Linked DNA regions of Homo sapiens: regions 1, 2 and 4 are each linked to region 3. Evidence: chromatin contacts called from ENCODE Hi-C or POLR2A ChIA-PET data. All regions are on one chromosome and are shown on one strand. Each heading gives the region's core, a stretch centred on a gene start or an enhancer-like site at or near the end of the contact. The rest is flanking DNA. Distances are from core to core; before and after follow the strand shown. Region 1 overlaps IQSEC1 (IQ motif and Sec7 domain ArfGEF 1). Region 2 overlaps IQSEC1 (IQ motif and Sec7 domain ArfGEF 1). Region 3 overlaps CAND2 (cullin associated and neddylation dissociated 2 (putative)). Region 4 overlaps RAF1 (Raf-1 proto-oncogene, serine/threonine kinase).

Evidence for each region. Hi-C counts contacts between places; a loop is a spot of excess contacts on that map. ChIA-PET counts read pairs that join two places held with the same protein, here RNA polymerase II (POLR2A). Pooled maps may share reads with other maps.
Region 1: a loop to region 3 is called in a pooled map, with 2.6 times the contacts of the local background. The contact joins two enhancer-like sites. A Hi-C loop is called at or near these places in 2 of 50 pooled maps. POLR2A ChIA-PET finds 5 or more read pairs at or near these places in 3 of 52 experiments (IMR-90, T-cell and activated CD4-positive, alpha-beta T cell).
Region 2: a loop to region 3 is called in a pooled map, with 2.7 times the contacts of the local background. The contact joins two enhancer-like sites. A Hi-C loop is called at or near these places in 8 of 50 pooled maps. POLR2A ChIA-PET finds 5 or more read pairs at or near these places in 5 of 52 experiments (AG04450, Caco-2, OCI-LY7 and 2 more).
Region 4: a map of posterior cingulate gyrus shows a loop between it and region 3 (30-fold over the local background). The contact joins two enhancer-like sites. A Hi-C loop is called at or near these places in 1 of 168 maps with a recorded cell type or tissue (posterior cingulate gyrus) and 2 of 50 pooled maps. POLR2A ChIA-PET finds 5 or more read pairs at or near these places in 2 of 52 experiments (OCI-LY7 and WTC11).

What each region holds. Positions count from the first base shown.
Region 1 is chr3:12,944,575-12,950,994 of GRCh38, forward strand. All of the region lies in intron 1 of IQSEC1 (IQ motif and Sec7 domain ArfGEF 1), which reads right to left. Among named protein-coding and RNA genes, the nearest start is that of LINC02022, 63 kb to the left of the region's middle. RefSeq lists enhancers at 1-468, 469-1,154, 2,509-3,010, 5,185-5,364 and a silencer at 4,545-4,624. Within about 2 kb of position 3,982, at least 8 of the 41 ENCODE cell types and tissues checked have a DNase peak (open chromatin) inside an H3K27ac peak, as active enhancers do.
Region 2 is chr3:12,997,427-13,003,278 of GRCh38, forward strand. The region is part of intron 1 of IQSEC1 (IQ motif and Sec7 domain ArfGEF 1); the gene reads right to left. Among named protein-coding and RNA genes, the nearest start is that of IQSEC1, 73 kb to the right of the region's middle. RefSeq lists a silencer at 3,803-4,097. Within about 2 kb of position 2,190, at least 17 of the 41 ENCODE cell types and tissues checked have a DNase peak (open chromatin) inside an H3K27ac peak, as active enhancers do.
Region 3 is chr3:12,806,225-12,811,963 of GRCh38, forward strand. It overlaps CAND2 (cullin associated and neddylation dissociated 2 (putative)), which reads left to right. Exons shown (of 15, transcript NM_001162499.2): 3 at 1,082-1,236; 4 at 1,986-2,109; 5 at 3,835-4,100. Among named protein-coding and RNA genes, the nearest start is that of CAND2, 12 kb to the left of the region's middle. RefSeq lists a silencer at 3,863-4,312. Within about 2 kb of position 4,132, at least 24 of the 41 ENCODE cell types and tissues checked have a DNase peak (open chromatin) inside an H3K27ac peak, as active enhancers do.
Region 4 is chr3:12,586,279-12,592,634 of GRCh38, forward strand. RAF1 (Raf-1 proto-oncogene, serine/threonine kinase) reads right to left here. Exons shown (of 17, transcript NM_002880.4): 11 at 5,430-5,514; 12 at 4,520-4,696; 13 at 1,313-1,359. Among named protein-coding and RNA genes, the nearest start is that of MKRN2, 32 kb to the left of the region's middle. RefSeq lists a silencer at 2,998-3,198. Within about 2 kb of position 3,978, at least 2 of the 41 ENCODE cell types and tissues checked have a DNase peak (open chromatin) inside an H3K27ac peak, as active enhancers do.

The sequences.
Region 1 (6,420 bases), core at 2,732-5,231, 140 kb after region 3:
CAGCCCGAGGGCACATCACACACGCCCGGGACTGGAAGCACTTCAGTCAGGCGCCAAATCTGTGCTTCCAGGCACAGATCACAGGGAACAACGGCTGGTCCTTAAAGAGATGCAGCCGGGCCTCCGCTCCTAAGAGGAGGATTCAAAACAATCTCATCACCCTAAGTTCACAGAAGCACAGAGACAGACAAGCAGTTTCCCTGCAGGTCCCTGGAGCTGAAGCAGGAAGCCCCTTGGTGGCCCACAGGCTGCTGCTGAGCTGCTGGGAGGCACCGTCAGGGAGGGGAGTGTGGGACCCTCACTGTGCTGCCCCCGACCCAGGATGGAGGAGCAATGTTCACCTCAAGTCTGAAGGAATTCCACCCTTCACCAAGCCCTTTCTAACCTGGCCTGAAACCACTGTGAGCAGGCAGAGCAGGGCATCCTTCCCTGATGGTTGGGGGTGAGTGAGGGCCCAGGCCTGCCTGAGAACTTGAGAGGGGCCTTTGTTCCCAGTTGGCCGCGGTGTGGGGCAGAGGGGGTTGGGGAAAGAGATCAGGCGGCAGCCACTGAACTCAGAATGGGCAGGAGATGGGAGTGCCTGGCGCTGGTAGTTCAGGGTGGCTTTGGGCCCCGGGGCAGGGTATCTTTGGGGATAGGATTGCAATGGTGGTGGCCTGGGGCAGACTTTCTGGGCCTGTGGCAGCCCAGGATTCCGCTCTGGGCACTCCTGGGTTCCTGGCTGCCCTGGGTCAGCAGGTCCAGAACATGCTTGGGAGTGGCCGGGCCTCCCTCTCCAGGAAGGGAAGGCCTGACAGTCACCCACAGTCTTCCCTTCCATCCTGGAGCCAGGGTCCTGGGGGTCATCAGTTTAATCCCTCCCCCGACTCAAACGCCCCCATTCAATCTGTCACCGGGTCCTGTCCAGTCTATTGAATAGCATCAGCTTGTGCAATGTGGCAGCCCTTCCACACTCCAAAAAAAAAAAAAAAAATCAAACCCAACTTCAAACCACCCCAAAAAAAAGAAATGGCTGGGCCATCCTACTGCAACCAGTGTGGCACCACAGGATTCTTCAGCAAACGTGGACAAAAGTGAGCACAGTGTGGAATTTTCCACATAGCTATGAACCCATTTGAGCCAGAGGACATCACCTCTTGATGGCCCCAATCAGCAACTACGCAGTGCAGTATTAGACCCTAAAAAAGTGGCTTTTCTGAGTTTATCTGAACTGATAAATAAAAATACAATTTAAGTGAAAATACCCAGTATTGACAAGTACATGCAGCCATGGGCACTCTAGGACTCTGCTGCTAGGAGTATAAATCAGGACAGGAAGTTATCGAACTTAAATGATGTGGACGCTTGACTATTTTCTGGCTGAACTCGTAAAGATGTTTTGCTCTACAGCAACACTCTGGGCTCTCAGCCCCACCTTCCTGATTAGGACTCAGCTCTACCCAGTTTCTTCCTGGGGCAGGAAGAACTATCCTATGTCAACCTTTCCCTTTCTAGGGCAGAAACACAGATACCTTAGTGACAGAGCTTGGCTATAAAGTGATGGTCACATTTTACCAGCATACATGAGTCTCTAGGTGGGACTTTTGGGTTAGAGAACAGCCAGACTGGCTCCTATATCCCTGCCCCGACCTCTTGAGCTCAGCTGCTGGACATCTCACCACCCACTGTAGCTGCCTTGGGGATGCTTCTCCCAAAAACCCAGCCCATTGAACAGGACTGGTGAACACACCAGTGTGAGTCCTTAACTGCGCCTCTGAATTTATTATCTCTCTCAGACACCTGGGCTACATGCAGACCAAGGAATGGGCCGAGGCACCTCTTCCAAGTCCCTGAATATTCCTGGCAGTTCAGAGTCTCTGGAACATCCTATGAGCGTTAGGTGGCTGCCGCCCAGCCCCTTTCCATAGATTTGTGCAAAGGAAATAAGACCAATGTGTGCAGCAGTACATACGAGGATGTCCACAGCAGTGTTGTTTCTGATTATAAACATCTGGAAATAACCTAAATGAGCATCGACAAGGGGATGACTGAAATTAATTCTGTATCCACACACTGGAAATAACATCAAAATGGGGTAAAGATCTAGTTTGATGGCTGTTCTTATGAAAAAGCCTTGGGGATTTTTTGTGGACTATAAGATGAATGTGAGCTGATGTCATGATGTGGCCGAGAAGCCAGTCACCAACATGAATAAAAAGCCAGGAGCAAAAATAGCCCTGCTGCCCGCCACAGTTCTCAGACACAGCAGAAGACAGTGTCTGGGGGCTGCACAGACAGTCCAGAGCCTGAGGGCAGGGACAGCAGACCTGGGACACCTGCATGCCCTACCCACTCCTCCCTGGCAGACATTGCTAATTGATCACAGACTCCCTCCTAAAGAGCTTGGATGAAGCCTCAGCCTCCTTCCAACACAGCACTCCATACAACTGATCCCAGCTAGCATGTGAGATGGACTCTATTTGCCAAGGCCAAATAACAGTATGCCAGGAAGCAGTATAACAGTATGCTCCTATCAAGAGCTGGGGCTGTGCAGCCGGGAGGAAAGCAGCCTCGGGGAGATGATGTGATCCCCATCATCAAGCCTCTGACAGGCTGACAAGCCGAGGCTAGAGATTTCTCCTGCAGGCAGAACTATGACTGCCAATACCCGACGTGATGAAGTACACTCTCATGTGGTTAGGGCTGCTTAGGAGGTGGTGAGTTCTCTGTCACTGGAGGTGTGCAAGCTGCGGCAGGTCAGACACCCGTCAGAGAGGTGGTACAAGGGACTCCAATCCTGGCTGGAAGCCTCTATCCCAGGGCCATATGACCTGTCTGAGTCTGCCATCTTTACACCGAGGTCTCAGCTTAACCCCACTTCCTCCACAAGGCCACCCTCACCCCACACACTCTTCCCCACCCCGGGGATCACCTGATCTCGTGTGCAGTCCATCTGCACCATGGAGGAGTCTTGCTCTGTGAGGGTGGGAGACAACTGCCCAAGCATCCCCCAAAGCCCTGGCCTCCAGCAAAGATGGGAATGGCCATGAGCAGGAGGCCTGCTCCTTCCCATGAGATGAGTTCTGTATGTCCTGGATGGGCCCCTGGTGGTGGGACAGGCCAAGGACAGGGCCAGAGAGCACGTAAGGGCCTGGAGCTGCATGTGGATGCATCCACACTCTGCCCCAGAGCCCATCACGTGCTAAGGCACAGTGAGCCCTCCTTTCCCAGACTGGGGACTCCAAGCTTTGGTCACTGAAAGGTCGCCAAGCTCTTCCCCCTTCTCCAGTTTTCCAAACATGTTTTCCTGTGATGGAAGTGGTATGTGGTGTTTTATGTGGGGACATGGCTGGGTGAAGCGCTAGATCCCTATAGGACAGTGTTGCAATGGACACCTCGCAGGAATAGAGATCACAACTTGAAGAGTTTCCTCCTGCTGCCCCGCCCCACCCAGGCTTTCTGCCAAGCAAGGGGCCAAGCAGGCTCCTGGGTGGAATTCTAGCTCTACTGCTTACCAGCTGTGTGACCACAGGAGGAATTAATGCTGTGCCTCAGGTTCCTTCCTCTAAAATTGGGGTAATTAGTGTATCTACTTCACAGGACTGTGAAGACTTAGTGGAGCTAATTAATACAGTGAGGTCCTTAAGAAAGTGCTTGGCTCTTAAAAAGCACTTTTCAATGGCTGTCTTGGGTTATTCTCTGATCTACAAGCCCCAGCAGCTGGAGGCAGGAAGGGCAGACAAGCCTAGTGCCCCAAGCCAGGGTCACCTGCCCTGCACCCTGCCTGCTGTTGAGACCCTCTCTTCGAGACACCCACCTCCAGGCTGGAGAGCCTGACCCCAGGGTGGAGGGAGACCTGGACCCAGACACCTTCCACTGGCCTGTTCCCTGGACTGGGGAGCTCATGGGGATGGGTGAGAAAGGCAGACAGTCCAACCCCAGCCCCTCAGCCCAGACCTGTTGGATGCCACGTCCCGACTCGCCAGGGAATGAGTCAGGGCTGGGGGGCTGTGGCCTCTCAGCCACGGATGTCTCTAATTATGGCCTATGAAGTAATGAATGACTTTTCTCAAGAAAAATGTTAGCCAGGGGAGGTTCTGGGCACCAGTGAGGGTACAAGATGAAAGCAGTGACCCACTGTTCACCCCCAATATCGACAACGACAATGGTAGTAACAGCGAATGTCTATATGGCTAGTGATGTTCTAAGCTGTATATGGAACACATTCAGTGCTCTCAATACCCTGCAGGCACGGAAAGGTGGCACCCATCCCCAAGGGCATATGGGCAGCTTGGCCAGGACGCCCGAACACTTGCCCATTGTGTTCATGCAACTTCTTACGGAGAGGGCAAACACACATGTATGTACACACATATACATACGCAAACACAAGTATACACGGGTCTGAATTATACAGCAGCAACTTCTCCACAAACCTGCCAGGTACAAGATGCCGTGGTGGGTGTGTTTAAAATACATGACCTGTAACTCAACCACCGTCGCTGGGAGGTAGCTAGGACTGCTCCCTTCTGCAGATGACAAACTCAGGGATGGAAGAGTTGAGTCACCAAGTCAAGGTTGTGAGTATAAGACAGAGTTGTGTGGGACCTGACCCCACACCATGCCTCTCCTGCCCAGCTGCTCAGGGGAAAAGCATGCTGCTGGCAGCTTGGACAGGGCTGGGTCCAGAGCCTAGGGGTCCTGGGGTTGTGCACAGTTATGAGATAAATCAGAGAAATAAGCCTAGCCACGTGTGGCCAGAGGGTGGCCACATCACATGGCAAAGCCACCCTCTTCAGAGGGGGCCGGGCCCCATGCTAGAGGAAGCAGGCAATCTTGAAAGCCTGTCTGTGGTTAAATGTCCATGCCAGCAGCCTCAGGCCAGACTCCTGGCAGTCTGCACAGGCCAGAGCAAAACAGCCTCCTGAAGTACGTATGCCCATCACGCCTCCAGGCCTCATGGCTTCCCCTATACTCTGCTTTCAGGGTTTCTGATTTCCAGAAAGGGAGCCTAGACTGGGCAGGCACAATTCATTTCCAGCCCTCACAAGCTCCCTCTTGGGGCTTTCTGTGGCTCTTCTCTGCCTAGGCCACATTAACCAAGGTTAGTCACCCAGAGGAAGGAAGGGGATGGTCTTGTTCTGCACAGGGCTATCTTCACCTCTATGCCCCCGTCTCGGGGAGGGATGGGACACAGCCAGGCAGGGTCTGGGGGGCGGGTGGGGGCACATCCTCTGAGCAAGAGCAGGGATGGCACAGCTGGAGAGAGGTGGCCGCCACCCCTGCCAGGTCTCTGCAGGGTGGTCCTGGTGCAGAGAGAACAGGCAGGTTTGTGAGGCCAGGGGCAGGAGCTTCAGACAGCTAGCAGTTTTGAACAGTTCAGCAATTTAAGAAGGGGCTGCTTTAAGGGCTAGTGCAGGTGTTCAAGCAGGGTCTGGAAAAATCAGTCTTTCTGGGCTGATGTGGCTGGGGCTGGGTCACCCACACGTATGCTCACCCACTATGCCACTATGCGACGGGGGAGCCCAGCACAAGCTAAGTACACAGATTTCACCCCTGCAACAAGCCTGTCAAGAAAGCACTGCTCTTCCCATTCTCCATATGAGAAAATGGAGGCTCAAGAAGGGCCCACTGTGATCCTTGCCCAGGACTGCAGACCACAGAGCAGAGCCAAGATTCAAATCCATGTCATTCTTCTAGTCCTTCCCATTCTGGAATGTTCTCGGGACTGCAGTCCCCAAGAGTTAGCCTGGCCCCAAGGAGCAGAATGCAAGGATACAAAGAAATGGACCTCAAAGGAAAACCGAATGTGCAAAGAAGGGACATAAAGTTGGCCAGCTGTGGTGGCTCACGCCTGCAATCCTAGCACTTTGGGAGGCCGAGGTGGGACACTGCTTGAGGCCAGGAGTTTGAGATCAGTTTGAGAAACGTAGCAAGACCCTGTCTCCACAAAACATTTTTTAAAAATATTAGCTGGGCATGATGGCAAGTGTCTGTAGTCCCGGTGCTTTCGGAGGCCAGGGCAGGAGGATCACTTGAGGCCAGGAGTTGAAGACCAGCCTGGATAACATAATGAGACTCCATCTCTACAAATTTTTTTTTTTTTTGATACGGAGTCTCACTCTGTTGCCCAGGCTGGAGTGCAGTGGCGTGATCTCGGCTCACCGCAAGCTTCACCCCCGGGGTTCATGCCATTCTCCTGCCTCAGCCTCCCAAGTAGCTGGGACTACAGGCACCCACCACCATGCCTGGCTAATTTTTTTTTTGTATTTTTAGTAGAGACGGGGTTTCATAGTGTTCACCAGGATGGTCTCGATCTCCTGACCTCGTGATCCACCCGTCTTGGCCTCCCAAAATGCTGAGATTACAGGTGTGAGCCACTGCGCCCGGCCAAAAAAATTTTTTAAATAGCTGGGAGCAGTGTCTCTTGCCTGTAGTCCT
Region 2 (5,852 bases), core at 940-3,439, 190 kb after region 3:
TGGGCACAAGCTGATGGGCCAATTGAAGTCTCTTCTTGACATGTCTTTATATTTAAACAATCAGGTTTGCAGTGCTTAATGATGGGGATACATTCTGAGAAATGTGTCCTTAGGTGATTTCATCATTGTGAAACCTCATAGAGTGTTCTTACACAACCTAGATGGCACAGCCTACTACACACCTAGGCTATATGGTATGGCCTAGTCCTCCTAGGCTACAAACCTGTTCAGCATATGACTGTACTGAACACTGCAGGCACTTAATCACAATTATTCCCTTGGTTTCCTCCATATACAGTTATTCCAAATCAATAAGAAAAAAACATGAACAACTCAAAATAAAAATGTCCAATTAATTTGACCAGGTAGTAGATATTTGTGTATCTAAACATAACATAGAAAAGGTACGGTAAAAATATGGTATTATCATCTTATGGGACCACCATCATATATGTGGTGTGTCATTGACCGAAATGTCATAATGCACATTACTATAAATGTTTTTAAAGTGAATAAAAATTATTGAAGTATTCTTGTTCCTTAAAGTCCACCAGTGAGGGATTTGTTAAACAGATTATAATTAAGACACATCCATATGATGGAAGCCTATGCAGCCATCAAAAAGAATGTGGCAGCTCTACGGCCAGGCACAGTGGCTCATACCTGTAATTCCAGCACTTTGGGAGGCCAAGGCAGGTGGATCACTTGAGGCTAGGAGTTCAAGATCAGCCTAGGCAACATGGCAAAACACCGTCTCTACTAAAAACACAAAAATTAGCTGGGTGTGGTGGCATGTGCCTGTAATCCTAGCTACTTAGGAGGCTGAAGTGGGAGGATCACCTGAACCAGGGGAGACTGAGGCTGCACTAAGCTGTGATCACTCCACTGCACTCCAGCCTGGGTGACAGAGTGAGACCCTGTCTCAAAAAAAACAAACAACAAAACAAGACAAAAACAACAACAAAAAAGTGGCATCTCTACATGGACTGATATGATAAGGAACAATCCCCAAGATATTTTGGTAGGTGCAATAAAGGATGTAGGGTATGTTACTTTTTATGTAAGAAAGAGGGAGTAAGCCAGGTGTGGCAACTCTTACCTGTAATCCCAGCTGCTCAGGACGATGAAGTGGGAGGATCACTTGAGGCCAAGAGTTCAAGAGCAGCCTGGGTTAATGTAGCAAGGGTCCCTCTTAAAAAAATTTTTTTTAAATAAAAATAAAAATCTGGAATTAAAAAAAAAGAGGGGGTATAGAATATCTGCTGGTACCTGCATATGTTGTCTCTGACAAAGATGCTCAAGAAACTGGTACATGGTTTTGCCATGTTGCCATGCCCTGGGGAAGGTTCTGGGTGATGACCGAGGGTGAACTGTGGAGACAGTGGGGATGGAGAGCTGCCTGCTACACTTCCTGCTTTGTGGGCAGCTATAAAGTGGGGGGTCGGGGGGCAGGATCAAGGCCAAGGCTGATCTCTGGGTAGGTTGAGTGGTTTTGTTTCCCAACATGAAGCTTTGCCCCCCTAGACGTCTTCGTGCCCTGGGGGATGGAGTGGAAAGGAGACTGGCTTTTCACTGAAATGTTTCATTTAAGTATTTTTTGCATGTATTACTACATGCATGTATTACTGTTTGTAAAATATTATGTTTAAAACTAATTTCTGAGTGGGGAGCTGAGAAGCCTGATTTCTAAGAGCCTGCTGTGGCACTCAGGATGACTCCCCGTGTGACTTCAGGAAGGCAGGTGTCCCTTCTGAGCCTCAAGGTCCCCTCTATCAAGAAGCATAAGACGAGTACTAAGACTCCTTACAACTCTGATGCCATACCAGCTCCAGAACCTTCTCCCTGGAAGAGCCACTTAGATATGGAATGGCTGCTGGGGAGGTAGGGACTCCCTGTCCTTGGGCTCATGGGAGCAGGGCTGAGGGTAAACTGCCTTGCATGACTTCTAAAATCCCTCCCAGCTCGGCAGTGTGCTGTTCCTTCTTCATTCTCCCATTCCCAGTGCCCTGCCTGGAAACTCTTAGTTCATATTTCCTCTCTAGGTTACCCCTGGCAATGGTCTCGTCTGTCTGGGTTGGAGGTCAGTCCTGTGGTGTGGGGACAGATGACACAGCACTGGGCGCCCACGTGGGGCGGGGACATCTAGGGGAACAAAGCGTCATGTTGGGAAACAAAACCGCTCACCCCACCCAGAGATTAGCCTTGGCCTCCGTCCCGCCCCCTGCACTTTATAGCTGTCCACAAAGCAGGAAGTATAGCAGGCAACTCTCAGTTCCCATTGTCTCTGCAGTTCACCATCGGTCATTACCCAGAACCTTCTGTGACTCCCTACTGCCCACCAAACCAGGTAGACACTCTTCAGGGGACATTCAAGCTCCTGTACTTTCTGGCCTCAATTTGTCCCTTCTAGCTCTTCACTCTGTCCATTATTGTCCCTTATCAAAGTAATTTTCAACAATACACATTCGATCACATCCCTTCCCTGCTCTAAACGCTTCTGTAGCTCCTATGTCCTGTGTAATAAAGTCCAAGCTCCTTAGGAACTAGCATTTGCCTCCCTGCTTAGCTCTATCTTCAACTATGTCTCTCAAAATTAGGCTAAACCTAATGCTTTTCAAGCACACTGTACTATTTCATATCATTGTGTATTAGCACATACTATTCCCTTGGTTTCCTCCATATATAAAGAGTTATTCCAAATCAATCAAAAACAAAAAAAATGAACAACTCAAAATAAAAATGTCCAATCAATTTGACCAGGTAGTTCAGTGAAAAAGAAATACAAATGGCCTGTAAACATTCAAAAAGATGTACGACCTTACACAGAAACACAAATCAAATGATAATCTCATTTTCATCCATCAAATGGGCAAAAATTCATAGAAAGCTCATGTCTCTTTGTATATTAGCTGAAGTCCAAACCCATCCTTTAAATCCAGCTCTAAAAATGTCACCTCCTCTAGACGTCATCTTCTTGGCTCCCACAGTGTCCTGTACATCTTGAGACAGTGGGGCCAGGTACAGAGCAGAAATTCTATAGATGTTAGCTATTATTAATAAAAATAACAGCTACCATGCTGTTCTGTGGTCATCAGCTAATGGTTCTGTCCACCTGCCCAGAAGGTCCCTGAAAGCAGGAATAGAGTCTGCTTCATCACTGCTTTACTAGGACGAGCACAGGGCCTGCTACAGAGCCATGCCCTGTAAGCAGACAGGTGAGGTATATGCAGCAGAGGGAAGGCTGAAGCCAGGAGCCAGCCCTCAAGGGCTGCCCTGCTGGGGAGAGTAGGCACTGTGGAGGGGAGGGCTGAAGGAGGGCCAGTTGGTGGGCACAGCCCCAGGCTTGCAATAAACACAACTTCCATGAACTGGTACCCACTTTGTGTCAGAGAGCACTGTGCCAGATACTTTATCCAAACTATCTCTATTCCTGCAGATTCTTTGAGATGGGTGGTGTGCCCTCCATTTTACAGGTGAGAAAACAGAGGCTCAGGAATGGGGAGTGACTTACCCAAGTGAGTCTTTTTTTTTTTTTTTTTTTTGAGACAGAGGCGTGTGCTGTCACTCAGGCTGGAGTACAGTGGCTCGACTTTGGCTCCCTGCAACCTCTACCTCCTGGGTTCAAGCAATTCTCCTGCCTCAGGCCTCCCAAGTAGCTGGGATTACAGGTGCTTGCCACAATGCCCAGCTTTTTTTTTAAATTTTTTTATTTTTAGTAGAGATGGGGTTTCACCATGTTGGCCAGGCTGGTCTCGAACTCCTGGCCTCAAGTGATCCGCCCACCTCAGTCTCCCAAAGTGTTGGGATTACAGGCATGAGCCACCATGCCCGATCCTAAGTGAGTTCTTATCATTACCCCACACTGCCTGTGCTGGCTTGTGGGCACTTGATAGATGCATGAGGTTGGACATTTCATGTTCCCTATCTGGAACTCTGCTCTCCCGTCTGAGAAATGGCTCTATATTAGGGGTTTCTCAAACTTAAGAACTGATGGGCCTCTAAGAATACAGTTCCCAAGCTCCATCAGGCCCCACCTTTTAGAAACACTGCATCCAGTGGTAAACGCTGCTACACTGGAAGGTCCTGTGATGACCACATGTTCATAAAGAAAAGGCAGCCACGAACATCAGGGAGCAGAGCTCAGTTGGTAGAGGGTCGTCCAGATGACCTGCAGCATGCTTTTGTTAAAATGGGGGAGGAGTTTTCGTCTTCACGAAAATGATGTTTAAAAATGTATTGTCTTGGCCTTAGCTGGAGTGGTCAAAAATAATAATAAATATTGTCAAATGATTTTTTACAAGGTGCCAAGACAATTCATTGGAAACAATCATTTCTTTAACAAGTAGTGCTGGCCGAGCGCGATGGCTCACGCCTGTAATCCCAGCACTTTGGGAGGCTGAGGCGGGCGGATCACCTGAGGTCAGGAGTTCCAGACCAGTCTGGCCAACAAGGTGAAAACCCATCTCTACTAAAAATACAAAAATCAGCCAGGCGTGGTGGTGTGCACCTGTAATCTCAGCTACTCCAGAGGCTGAGGCAGGAGAATCACTTGAACCCGGAGGCAGGGTGGGGGGTGGCAGAGGTTGCAGTGAGCTGAGATCTAGGCACTGTGCTCTAGCCTGGGTGACAGAACAAGACTCCATCTGGAAACAAACAAACAAACAACAACAACAAAAAACAAGTAGTGCTGAGACAACTGGCTATTTATACACAAAAGGATACATTTGGGCCCATGCTTCCCACCATACACAAAAATTAACTCAAATTAATCAAAGACCTAAATGAAAGAGTTAAAACTATAAAAATCTTAGACAAAAACATAAGAAGAAATCTTTGTGACCTTGGGTTATACAATGATTTCTTAGATACAACACCAAAAGCATAAGCAAGAGAATTACAAATTCATAAATTGGACTTCATGAAAATTAAAAACTTTTGCACTTCAAAAGACACCATCAAGAAAGTAAAAAGATAAGGCCCTGCATAGGCTCATGCCTGTAATCTCAGCACTTTGGGAGGCAGAGGCAGAAGGATTGCCTGAGCCCAGGAGTTCGAGACTGTAGGGAGCCATGATCATGCCATTGTATTCCAGCCTGGGTGAGTGAGTGAGACCTGATCTCCAAAAAAAAAAAAAAAAAGGAACTGAGAAACTGAGAAAATTATATAACTGATACTGGAACCTGTATGTAGAGTATGCAAATAACTCATGACTCAATAACAAGGAGACAATACAATTTTTAAATGGGCAAAAGGTTTGAATACACATTTCATCAAAGGAGACATATGAATGGCCAATAAGCACATGAAAAGATGTTCCACATCAAAGAAATGCAAATCAAAACCACAATGAGATATGACTTCCCACCCACTAGGACAGCTAGAAGCAAAAAGCCAGACAATAACAAATGTGGGACAGGATGTGGAGAAATGGAAACCCTCACACACCACTGGTGGGAACAAAAAGATGCAGCCACTTTGGAAAACAGTTTGGCCATTTCTAAAAAGTTAAACAGAGAGTTACTATGTGACCCAGCAATTCCACTTCTAGGTATCTACTAAAGAGAAATGAAAACATATGTCCACATCAAATCTTGTATGCAAATATCCATAGTAGTAGTATTTACAATAGCCAAAAAGTGGAAATGACCCACATGTCCATCAACCGGGGAATGGATAAACTAACTACAGTGTATCCATACAATGGAATGTTATTATTCAGCAGTAAAAAGGAATGAAAGACCAGGCGCAGTGGCTCATGCCCAACATTTTGGGAGGCTGAGGCGGGAGTGTCACATGAGGCCAGGAGTTCAAGAACAGCCTGGGCAACAAAGTGAGACCCCTGTCTCTACCAA
Region 3 (5,739 bases), core at 2,882-5,381:
TTGAGCCCAGGAGTTTGAGGCTGCAGTGGGCTATGATCACGCCACTGTATTCCAGCCTGGGCAACAGAGCGAGACCTCATCTCAATAAAAATCAAGAAAAAAGAAAACCATTGTGCATTGCAGTCACCTGAAGCTCTTGTTGAAACCCTGTATTCCCTGCCCAGGGATTCAGATTCAGGGGATGGAGCAGGAAGGGAGCTGGGGCAGAGGATGAGACTATAGCACCCTGGAATCTGCATTCTGATGCACACCAATGTCTGAGAACCACTCAGGTAGGGCAGAGGTTGTCAGCCTCGACTGCATGTTAGAATCACCTGGGGAATTTTAAAAGCCCTCCCCCAACCCCCTCCAGGCCACATCTGAAACCAATTAACTGAGACTCTCTGAGGGCAGTGCCCAGGTAGGCATTTTTTAGAGGCCCAGGTGATGGCAACTAAGGCCAAGAACGAGGGCGTCTAGTGCCGCTGTTTTTACACTTTCCTGTGCATTGGAATCACCTGGGGACCTTGTGGCGCTACAGATCCTGGCTCAGTAGATCTAGGGTAGGGTAAGGCCTGAGATTCCACATCCTGAACAAGCTCCCGAGTGGCATTGCCAATGCTAACTCACCACCAAACTTTGAGAAGCAAGCCTCTAAGGCAGAGGTTCTCCAAGTGTGCTCCCTGGACCACCTACAGTATCAGCCTCAACTGGGAGCTTGCTAGAAATGCACACTATCAGGCCACACCTAGATATAGCCCTCCTGACTCTGAAACTCTGGAGGTGGGGCCCAGCCATCTGTTTAAACAAGCCCGCCAGGGGATTCAGATGCACCCTCAAGTTTGAGAACCCTTGTTCTGGAGCACTATTTGGCCATTTCCTGAGACGTAAAACACAAGAAGAAATGTAGGTTTGGGAGGTCCCAGGAACGATGTTGGCATAGCCAGAGAGTATCTCTTTCTGGCCAAACAGGGGCTCCCCTGATGATCTGAGGCCTTTTCCTCAGCACGTGTGGCCGCAGGAGCATGAGGGGACATAAAGGGGCAGCCTGACTCAGGCTGAACCTTGTGCCCTTGGATTCACCTTCCCACTCCCTGCTCAGCCTGGGTCCTCTGGTGGTCAAAGTGAAGGAGTACCAGGTGGAGACCATTGTGGACACCCTGTGCACCAACATGCGGTCAGACAAGGAGCAGCTGCGAGACATTGCCGGCATTGGCCTCAAGACCGTCCTCTCGGAGCTCCCTCCTGCAGCCACAGGTACCCAGGTCCCCAGGACTAGGTACTGTTAGTATTTGTCCTAGTTTATGGTAAAAAAACAAACGAAAAAACAAAAAAAAAACACTGAGGCTCAGAGAGTTGAAGAGACATACCTGAGGTCACTCAGCTAGTAAGCAGGGCAGAGAATTCAGGCCCAGCTCAGTTTAAGTTCATGGTTCTGTGTCAGGAATGCTTTTAGCTCAAGTGATGAAATCTAACTAACGGCAGTTTAAAGAAATCAGGGGTGGTTTTTCCTCACATGGCAATCCTGGAGGAATCAGCCACTCCATTTTTGTAGCAGTTCATTTAGTGGCTCAATGTTGACAGGGTTCCAGTCTTGCCCCATGTCCCCTCCCTTTATAGGGAAAGCACACGTTTTCCCAGAAACCCCCAGAGGACTTCCACTTATATCTCACTGGCAAGAGCTGGATCACCCAGCCACTCCCAGCAGCAAGGGAGGCAGGAAAGGAAGTGTTTAACTTTCCCTGCCTCCCTAGTGGAATGGGGAAAGGAAGAAGGGCTTGGGTGTGTGTAAGTCACCCAGAAGCTCGGCCATCAGCTCTGCAGCTCCCCTAGCTGTCTCCTTGACTTTGGCCAGACTCTGGGTCAAACCTGGGACCTCTGGAGCCCTGGTAAGATTCCCGGGGATGTGGGCTCAGGAACACAGCCAGAGCAGAGGCAGACTAGTGGTGGAGGCTGCCTTTCCCCCAGGCCAGGGCCTCACTGTGCCCACCTTGTGCCCTGTGCAGGCTCCGGGCTGGCCACCAACGTGTGCCGGAAGATCACAGGCCAGCTCACCAGTGCCATTGCCCAGCAGGAGGATGTGGCTGTGCAGCTGGAAGCCCTGGACATCCTCTCTGACATGCTGAGCAGGTGTGGGAGGCCATCCTGGGTATTGAGGAAGAGTGGGTAAAAGGGGACAGGGAGGGACTCAAATCACAGAGCTAGCACCTACTGCACACCAGGCCCTGTGCTTGGGGCTCCTTAATCATCCCAGCAGCCTCGTAAAGGAGAACTCAATTGTCACAATTTTACAGGCTCTGAGAGATGATGCGGTCAGTAAAACCTCCCATGACTTGAACACCTGCTCTGGCCAGAAAAATGTCAGGTGCTGGCCTAGTGTTGGGAACATGGGGTTAGATCAGTCTTGGTTGTTCTAGGGAGGAGTTCACAGACATGTATAAAACTGTGAATGGAGTAAGCACAACAGTAAGGATAAGAGCAGGGCTGATAGGAGCTCAGAGGAGCCCCCAGTCCAGCTGGGAGTGAGGAGCCTTCTAAAAGAGAGTGCTGCTAGAGCTGAGCCTTCGAGGAGGGGCAGGACTTAGCTGAGTTTGGGCAGGTATAAAGAGGATGCTGGAGGGGAGACTGTCCCCAGTCCAGAAGGCAGAGACAGGGGAAGACTTGGGGTCCCAGAGTCTGCCAGGGGTCGTGGGGCAGGCTGTAATGTGGAGAGGTGGGTATGCAGAGCTGAGGTGCAGGGCTGGCCAGGAGCCATGGGGCAGGGGTGAGTATTTGTGTGTTCTACCCTGATCTTTCTCTCTGCAGTGGAGAGTAGGTGGGAGGGGATTGAACAGGCAGGGGACTGGTTAAGAGGCTGCTATAGGGAAAGCAATTCGGGTTGTATTCAGGAGGGGGACTCCACAGGACTTGGAGTGGGCAGGGGAGGCAGGGACTGGAGGCTGACCCCTAGGGTTCTGCCTTTAGTAACTGGCGGGGGCAGACAGAGGTGCTGTGATGGGGTGCACTCCGGGAGCCAGCAGCAGGTGTGTGGGGAGGAAGGTGATGGATTCAAGCTGGGGCATGTTGAACTTGAGGCTCCTGGGAGGCACTCACTCAACCACACACTCCATGAGGGCAGCTCCCAGGATCAGTCTGTCTTGTTCACCCTGGCTTCCAGCACAGTCCCTGTCACTTAGCAGGTGAACAGGCAAACAAATGAAACCTAGGAGAGGGGGTTGGGTAGGACATAGAAATAAGGGAGGGTAAGGTCAGCGTGTTTCTGTAAAGTGAGAAAGAAAAGGTCTCAAGATGTTTACAGGACAGAAAATGCACGGGCCTCGTTTGAAGGTGTGGATAGAAGCTGCTGAGGCAGGCAGGAGCTGTGCTGTGTGCGCAGAAACCATTGTCTGGTGTTGCCTCTTGTCTTGAGCCCAGAGCTCAGCATCTCCAAAGGCACTAGGGAGCCATGGAAGGAGTTAAGCAGAGGAGTGACCAGGTGAGAAGTAGACTTTATACTGCTCTGGTCTCAGCGAGGAGGATGGACAGAAGGGGATGGTATTGAGGCAAGGCCTAGACTTCCAAGAAATAGGGACAGCCTTACTAGATCCTCTATGCTTTCCCCTATCAGGTCTTTCTCCCTAGGCTGGGAGCCAGGCTTTGCACTGCTGAGAAGTCCCTTTCTCTCTCCGCTTTCTCTCATGTAACAAAAGTAATTAAAATAATTCCTCCTCACAGTTGCAGGGCACCTCTTTTGCAAGGGCCATTGAGTTGCCATAATCCTGGGAAGGAGGCCGGGAGAGAATGGGGAGAGGGGCGGAGCCTGGCCCAGGTTGCCCGCGGAGTGCGATCGGCCTGATGCCCCCTCGTGCTCCCCAGGCTGGGTGTCCCGCTGGGCGCCTTCCACGCCAGCCTCCTGCACTGTCTGCTGCCACAGCTGAGCAGCCCGCGCCTGGCGGTGCGCAAGCGGGCGGTCGGAGCGCTTGGCCACCTGGCGGCCGCCTGCAGCACCGACCTCTTCGTCGAGCTCGCTGACCACCTACTGGACCGGCTGCCCGGCCCGCGGGTGCCCACCAGCCCGACTGCCATCCGCACCCTGATCCAATGTTTGGGCAGCGTCGGCCGCCAGGCCGGCCACCGCCTCGGTAAGGGGGCAGGGGGCGGGGCCTGGGCTGGCATGGTGGGCGGAGCTTAGGGTGAGCCAATGACTCGGTAAAGGGGCGGAGCTTGGGCCGCAGTGCAGCCAGGGCCTAAGGGTGGGCCGTCTGCCTTGGTAGGGAGGATGGGGCGGGGCCTGGGCTGATGTGGTGGGTGGGGCCTGGGGCGGGCGGCTGAAGCCCCTGAAACGCAGAGGTTGGGGCCGGATAGGGCTTGAGAGGCGCAGGGCGGGCCCTGAGCTCGACAAACCCCCAGGCCTGAGCCCCTGCTGAGTGCAGACGGTTCAGAGAAGGGGGTTGGTTCAATCACTTATGAGACGTGGAGGCTGGCTGGTAATTACAATTTTAAGTCATGCCACTAAACTGTTAGACTATGTTCTCTTCTCCCAGTTTGACAAAGATATCTTAGTAACAGCCCATGAGCCAAGTTTGAATTTTTAAGAAACAATTTAATGTGCATACAATAAACCGCACTATTTAAAGTGTGCAATTCAGTGTGTTTTGACCTTTGTGTATATCCGTGAAACCTTTCCATCACCCCCAAAAGCTTCCTTGTGTCCGTTTGCAGTCCAGCTCTCTGCCTTGTCCAGGAAGCCACTGATCTGCTTTCTGTCACTATAGATTAGTTTTTTAGAAATGGAAAGCTGCAATCAGGTTTGAATGTATCCTCAGACACCTTGGAGTTCTGACTATACCAAGACAGTTTGGATAGAACTGGCATATGGTCAGCCCCTCCCAACCCCTGGCTCTCTCACTGCAAGGGGCCTTGCAGGCACACGGCGGGGGGTGGGGGGGGGAACCCCAGCTGACATGGCCACACCCTGTCCCATTTCTCCCAAACAGCAGCCAGCCCTCAGCCATCCTTGGTTGCATGGACCTAGGAAAGAGGCCTGCGCAGGCTCGGACAAGGGGTCAGGATCCATTGGGCAGGAAACTCGGGTCCCCAGATACCCAGACAGAATGGAGTCTAGGAGTGTTGGGGGTCTCTAGGTCAGCATGTCTCTTCTTATGCTGTAGGGAAGGGTATGGCTGGAGAAGGGCTTGAGTGGAGTGCTCTAAAGCCTGGAGACCAGGCAGGAACCCCTCTTGCCTGGTCTATTAGGGCAGTACCTGCCTCCCTTTCTCCTATCCAAGGACTTAAACCTAGTGAAGGAAATTAGGCCAGGACATGAATAATGGTTTTGATAACAGATGCTATTTATCGAGTGCCTGCTCGTGTAGAACCTGGACTAAGCTTTTTTATTTATTTTTTTGAGACGGAGTCTCGCTCTGTTGCCCAGGCTGGAGTGCAATGGTGCAGTCTCGGCTCACCGCAACCTCCGCCTCCCGGATTCAAGTGATTCTCCTGTCTCAGCCTCCTGAGTAGCTGGCACTACAGGCGCACGCTACCATACCCAGCTAATTTTTGTATTTTTAGTAGAGACGGGGTTTAACTATGTTGGTTGGCCAGGTTGGTCTTGAACCCCTGACCTTGTGATCCCATGATCTGCCCGCCTCGGCCTCCCAAAGTGCTGGGATTACAGGGGTGAGCCACTGCACCCAACCTTGGACTAAGCTTTTTTAACTTCTTTTTTTTTTTTCTTTTTGAGACTGAGTCTCGTGTCTTGCTCTGTTTCCCAGGCTGGAG
Region 4 (6,356 bases), core at 2,728-5,227, 220 kb before region 3:
TGTTCAATGTTGTAGTAAGAAATTCCTCACTAGAATCGGTACCACTCAGTGACTTCAAAATGAGAACTGAAGTCGGCTCGCTTCTGGGTAAAGAAGTCATACAGTTTAAGTCAAACTTGTGAGGAAAAAAAAATTAAAAAAGAACAAAAAATTAAAAAACAAAACACACACAAAGTAACTTGTGATGTTGGTGCCCAGGAATTCACACCTCCTTAAATCTGTGGTGTCTGCTTTCATGGTATAATGTTTGGCTGCTAAAAACCCCACCACTGAAAGGTGTTCCACACCTCAGACATGTACCTAAAATAGGCCATGTCCCATAATCCAACACAACTATCATGCCTCTCACTGCTCAAGAGGCAAAACGTGGGTTGTAATGCCATCTTTCTTTCACAAGGAAAGGCTCGTGGAGGGTGGCAGATTCAAAATTGTTAAATTTCACGCCTCACAGCATTAAAAATACCTTTCTTCATTTACTCTTCTATAAAAACAACCCCTCTCCTCTTCTAATAGTGACTTCTGAAGAACCCACTTATGTACCTTTGAGAAAGACCATTTTATTTATTTATTTTTTTGAGACACAGCCTTGCTCTGTCCCCAAGGCTGGAGTGCAGTGGCGTGATCTCAGCTCACTGCAACCTCTGCCTCCCAGGTTCAAGCAATTCTCGTGCCTCAGCCTCCTGAGTAGCTGGGATTATAGGTACGTGCCACCACACTCAGCTAATTTTTAAATTTAGAGATGGGGTTTCACCACATTGGCCAGGCAAGTCTCAAACTCCTAGCCTCAAGTGATCCACCTGCCTCAGCCTCCCAAAGTGCTGGGATTATAGGTGTGAGCCATCACGCCCAGTCAAGAAAGACTATTTTAATTAGTGATTTTGGAAACCTTTCAACATTTGGCTTGTAGCTACTTGCTATCCACATAACAAGCAGATAGACATACACACGCTGGCCACAAACTAGAAATAAACTTAAGACAAAAGCCCAATCCCCGTCAGGTTACATTTACTAATAGTGTGATAAAATTATGCCTATTTCAAGCTTACGGAAATCTCTCCAAATCACTTTTGCTGAGATAAACTCAGAAAGGAACCTAACCTAAACATCGCTCTCATCAGTCCAGGTGAGGCATAAGCTGCTGAGGGACAGGCCAAGCCTACTAATTTTCTGACTTTTCTGTTTTCCTGTCCTCTGCCTCTTTCCTTAAAAAGATATCCCCTGGCACCGAGAGCCACTTGTGATAGAAAGCCTCCCTTCTGTTTCCCTAAATTTAGAACCGAGCAGTCAAATGAACTCAACAACCAAAGGATACTGTTGGATTTCATGTCTCTATGGATGATGTTCTTTGCATGCAAATAGCTGTGAAGGGAAAAGAAATTATTAAAAATAAGTTTGAGGGGCATGAGTAGAAAGCAGTTTTAAACTACAGCTAAGAAGTAAAGCCACTGAAGGCCTGGCTCCAAGGAGTGTTACACACAGGGATAGACCCTGTGCTGTTCAGCCTGGTTCACATCACTGCTTACCTGAAGGTGAGGCCACAGCACAAACATGCTTACACCTTTTTTTTTTTTTTTTTGGAGACTGGAGTGCAGTCAATAGCTTACTGCAGCCTTAACCTCCTGGGCTCAAGTGATCCTCCCACCTCCCAGTAGCCGGGACCACAGGCATGTGCCACCATGCCGCCTTTTTTTTTTTTTTTTTTTTTTTGGGTAGATACAGGGTCTTGCACTGTTGCCCAAGCTGGTCTTGACTCCTGGGCTCAAGTGATCCTCCCATGTTGGCCTCCAAAATGCTTGGATTACAGGCATGGGCCCCTGGCGCCTGACCATTGCTGACACTTCTTCAAGCATCAGTTTTACTCTAAAGTAATTCTGATAACCCAATGTCCATAAATGATGAATGAATAATGTGGCATATCCATACAATGGAATGTTACTCAGACACAGAAAGGAATGAAGTAGTGACTCATGCTACACATTAACCTTGAAAATACTATGCTAGGTCTAAGAGCCCAGGCACACAATACCATATCTTATGTATTATATACAGCCAAGCATCACTTAACGGCAGGGATACCTTCTGAGAAATGTGTTGTTAGCCAACTTGTCATCATGCACACATCATAAAGTGTATTCACACAAACCAAGAAGGTACAGCCTTCTACACACCCTGGCTAAATGGTATAACGTGTTGCACTTAGGCTACAAAACTGTATGGCCCTCAGTGTACTGAATACTGTAGCTGGTTGTAACATGGTGAGTATTTGTGTCTCTAAACATAGCCAAACATAGAAAAGGCACAGTAAAAATACAGTATTATAATCTTGTGGGACCACCTTCCTATATGTGGTCATTGACCGAAACATCATTATATGTTACCTGACTATATTATATCTTACATGATTCCATTTATATTGAACTATAAAGTAGGCAAAATCCATAGAAACAGAAAGTAGACTGCAAGTGGGTGGGAGGTATTGGGTAACCTCTAATGGGTATATTGTTTGGATATCTGTCCACTCCAAATCTCAAGTTGAAATGTGATCCCCAGTGTTGGAGGTGGGACCTAAGTGGCAGGTGTTTGGGTCATGGGGATGGATTCCTCACAAACGGCTCGGTGGCCTCCCTGCAGTAACGAGTGAGTTCACACACTATTAGCTCACATGAAACCTGGTTATTAAAGAGTCTGGGACCTCCCTCCATGCTCTCTCTCTTGCTCCTTTCTCTCACCACATCACACGTGGCTCCCCTTGCCTTCTGCCATGAGTGAAAGCTTCCTGAGGGCCTCACCAGACACAGATGCTGGTGTCATGCTTTTTGTACAGTCTGCAGAACCCCGAGTCAAATAAACCTCTTTTCTTTATAAATTACCCACCCTTAGGTCTTCCTTTAGAGCAACCCAAACAGACTAATACAATGGGCATGTGTTTCTTTCCGGGATAATGAAAATGTTCTAAAATTAGATAGTGGTGGTGGCTGCACAACTCAATACCAGAAAAACACTGAGGTAGGTGTACATTTTAAAAGGGGGAATTTTATGATGTATGAATTATATCTCAATTTTTCTGAAAAGTCATTCCATTTCTTAAAATACACAGAAGGCAACTTCCATATGAATTTTAAAGACAGTGTGAGAATTTATGTAGGACTTGCAAGCACAGCTATAGCTTAGTAACTCCCAGATGTCTAGGGGTACGAGGAGCTCCTCTACTTCAGAGGAGAAGTTTGAGAAGCACTACCCTAGGCTAGCCAGGAAAGGTGGGAGGATCACTTGAGTCCAGTTTGAGACCAGCCTGGGCAACATAGTGAGACCTCCGACTCTACAAAATACACGAAAATTAGCTGGGCACGGTAGCATGTGCCTGCAGTCCCAGCAACCTATGAGACTGAGCCAAGAGGATAGCTGGAGCCCAGGAGTTCAAGGATGCAGTGAGCTATGATTGCGCCGCTGCACTCTAGCATAGGTGACAGAGTGAGAACCTGTGTCTCTAAGGAAAAAAGTGTGGTTTTTTTGGGTTTTTTTTTTTTTTTCAGATGGAGTCTGGCTCTGTCACCCAGGCTAGAGTGCAATGGCACAATCTCCACTCACTGCAACCTCCGCCTCCCGGGTTGAAGTGATTCTTCTGCCTCAGCCTCCCGAGTAGCTGGGATTACAAGCGCCTGCCACCACAACCAGCTAATTTTTGTATTTTTAGTAGAGATGAGATTTCACCACATTGGCCAGGCTGGTTTCGAACTCCTGGCCTCGTCATCCACCCGCCTCAGCCTCCCAAAGTGCTGGGATTATGGGCATGAGCCACCGTGCCTGGCCAGGAAAAAGTTTTTAATTAAAAAAAAAAAATTATCCCAAAAACAACATCTGCTTAAACCCTCATGTGGGACAGCCATGCCTCAGACAGCTGAGCAGAAGGCATTGCCACAGCTGTCCAAGCAGAAGGTACATGCACCCCACTATATTCTCAGGTTTCTGATAAAGCCAGGGTAGCAGGCAGAGCCCAAAGCTGAGCCCCAAGGGGGAAGTTCAGTCCCAAGGAGGAACCTGAACTTCTCTTTTTTTTTTTTTGAGACAGAGTCTCGCTTCTGCAGCCAAGGTTGGAGTGCAGTAACGTGATCTAAGCTCCCCGCAACCTCTGCTTTCCAATGTTCAAGCGATTCTCCCTGTCCCAGTTCTTGAGTAGCTGGGATTATAGGCATGTGCCACCAGACTTGGTTCATTCTTGTATTTTCAGTAGAAACAGGGTTTTGCCATATTGGCAAGGCTGGTCTCAAAACTACTGGCCTCAAGTGATCCACTGGCCTTGGCCTCCCAAAGTGCTGGGATTACAGGTGTGAGCCACCCCACCCAGCTGGAACCTGAACAACTCATTCCTGATAATTGGCCCCTCCAGCCCAGGCCAGAGGCTTGTGCAAAGATATCACAGAATCGCTTAATGGACTAGAAGGCTTTTCCTGATCCTGGTTCCAATTTAGGGACAAATTTGATGCCTGGGTCCCAGAGAGGCATCAGACCATCTACTCACTCCATTCCCTGAGCCGTCTGCCGGGCAATGTCAATTAGCTGGAACATCTGAAACTTGGTCTCCTGGACATGCAGGTGTTTGTAGAGGCTGCTGCCCTCGCACCACTGGGTCACAATTGCCAGGTTGTCCTTTGTCATGTACCCCATGAAAAGCAGAATGTTCACATGCCGTGTTTTGCTGGGGAGGGGAGGGGAAGAGAGGAGAGGGAGGAGGAAAGTGCTCAGGGAGGTCTACTGTGCTTTCCCGTGGACAGTGGGTTCTGTGCTGTCGACACCACCCCCAGTCCCAACACCACCCCCAGTCCCAAAAACAAACACATGGCACGGCTGATAACCCGGGTGGCATTCTGAGCAAAGAGAAGCCCACCATTAGTTCACTGGGCCATCAGTTCAGTGCCAGCCTTGCTTACAGAGAGGACATTCTCTTTCATCAATGTACACTCCATGACCCTCCTGTGGAGGTCACAAGGACTCCTTGTAGAAGTCTCCATTATATGACTTATTCCTACAAGTCTAAATAGTGACTGAAAGATTGGAAAGCTGACTGTTCTGAAGTCTAAAATAAGGCAACTCAGCTATAAAAAAAAGGGTTCTGGGAAATAAAGGTAAAAATAGGGCCTATTTCTGCCCACCTCAAACCAAAACCCAGAGACAGAAATTGGGCTATTGAGTTTACTGTGCCCAGAGGAGGGTATTCTCCTAAAAAGGGGCTCTTCGAAAGGCTTGACAACCACATAAACTAAAGGAAACATCCCTTTGCTCTCAAGGGAGGAGCATCCAACCACAGAAACTCCACAGTGAGTCCTAACTGCCTGCCCGTCCCAACCTGCGGCACAGTCCACTAACTCTACAGTCCTTGTACTCCCCACTCCAGCACTCCAGAGGGACTGGACCGCCAGCTTTCTACTCACCGCAGAACAGCCACCTCATTCCTGAAGGCCTGGAATTGCTCTGGGGTTGGGTCGACAACCTTTAGGATCTTTACTGCAACATCTCCTGCAAAATTAGTTGGCAGTCAGTGCAATCAGTTGAATGATCTCAGTCTTTCAAATAACCTAGTTTTGAGGAAGATACAGTGAATCATTTATCCAAAGAATCACATACCTACACAGATACGGCAAATTTCCAATTTTTTTTTTTTTTTTGAGACAGGGTCTCACTCTGTTGTCTAGGCTAGAGTGCAGTGGCACATTGCAGCCTTGACCTCCAGGGCTTAAGCAATCCTCCCACCTTGGCCTCCCAAAGTGCTGGGATTATAGGTCCAATCTCTACATAATTCAAATGACTCAAAAAAGTTACATAGGTTAACTGCTATCGCTACAGTTAGGCCTTCGATAGCCTTGGTTAAACTATTCACACCAACCCTGGCAAGCCACAGAGGTGAGGTCATGTGTGACAGGTCAAAACCTTGTCCTGTGGGGATGAAATCAGTGCATACATATGAATGGCCTGGCAAATACAGAATGACTGGGGCTGGTTGCTGGTGTAAGGAAGCAGGCCATTTAGCAACTATTGAGGCTGAACTCTGAATCCACATTTCAGTGAGACCTAAGATGGTCCCTAGTAAAAATTCAGAGATATATATTGAAATTAAGCTTCTCTGCCTTCAATACCATTAAAAAGTAATTCTAATAATACTGAATCCTGGCACTGTGTATACTTTTATCTCTGTTAATCCTCACAGCTGCCCTCTGACGTAAATAATTTATCTTCACAGACAACAAGCTGAGAAGTTTAGTCACTTGCCCAAGGTCATACAGCCAAAAAACAAAGAACGCTGCAGCCAGGATCAAAACCCCAGTCTGACTCCAATTGCTATTCTACCTATAACACTGACA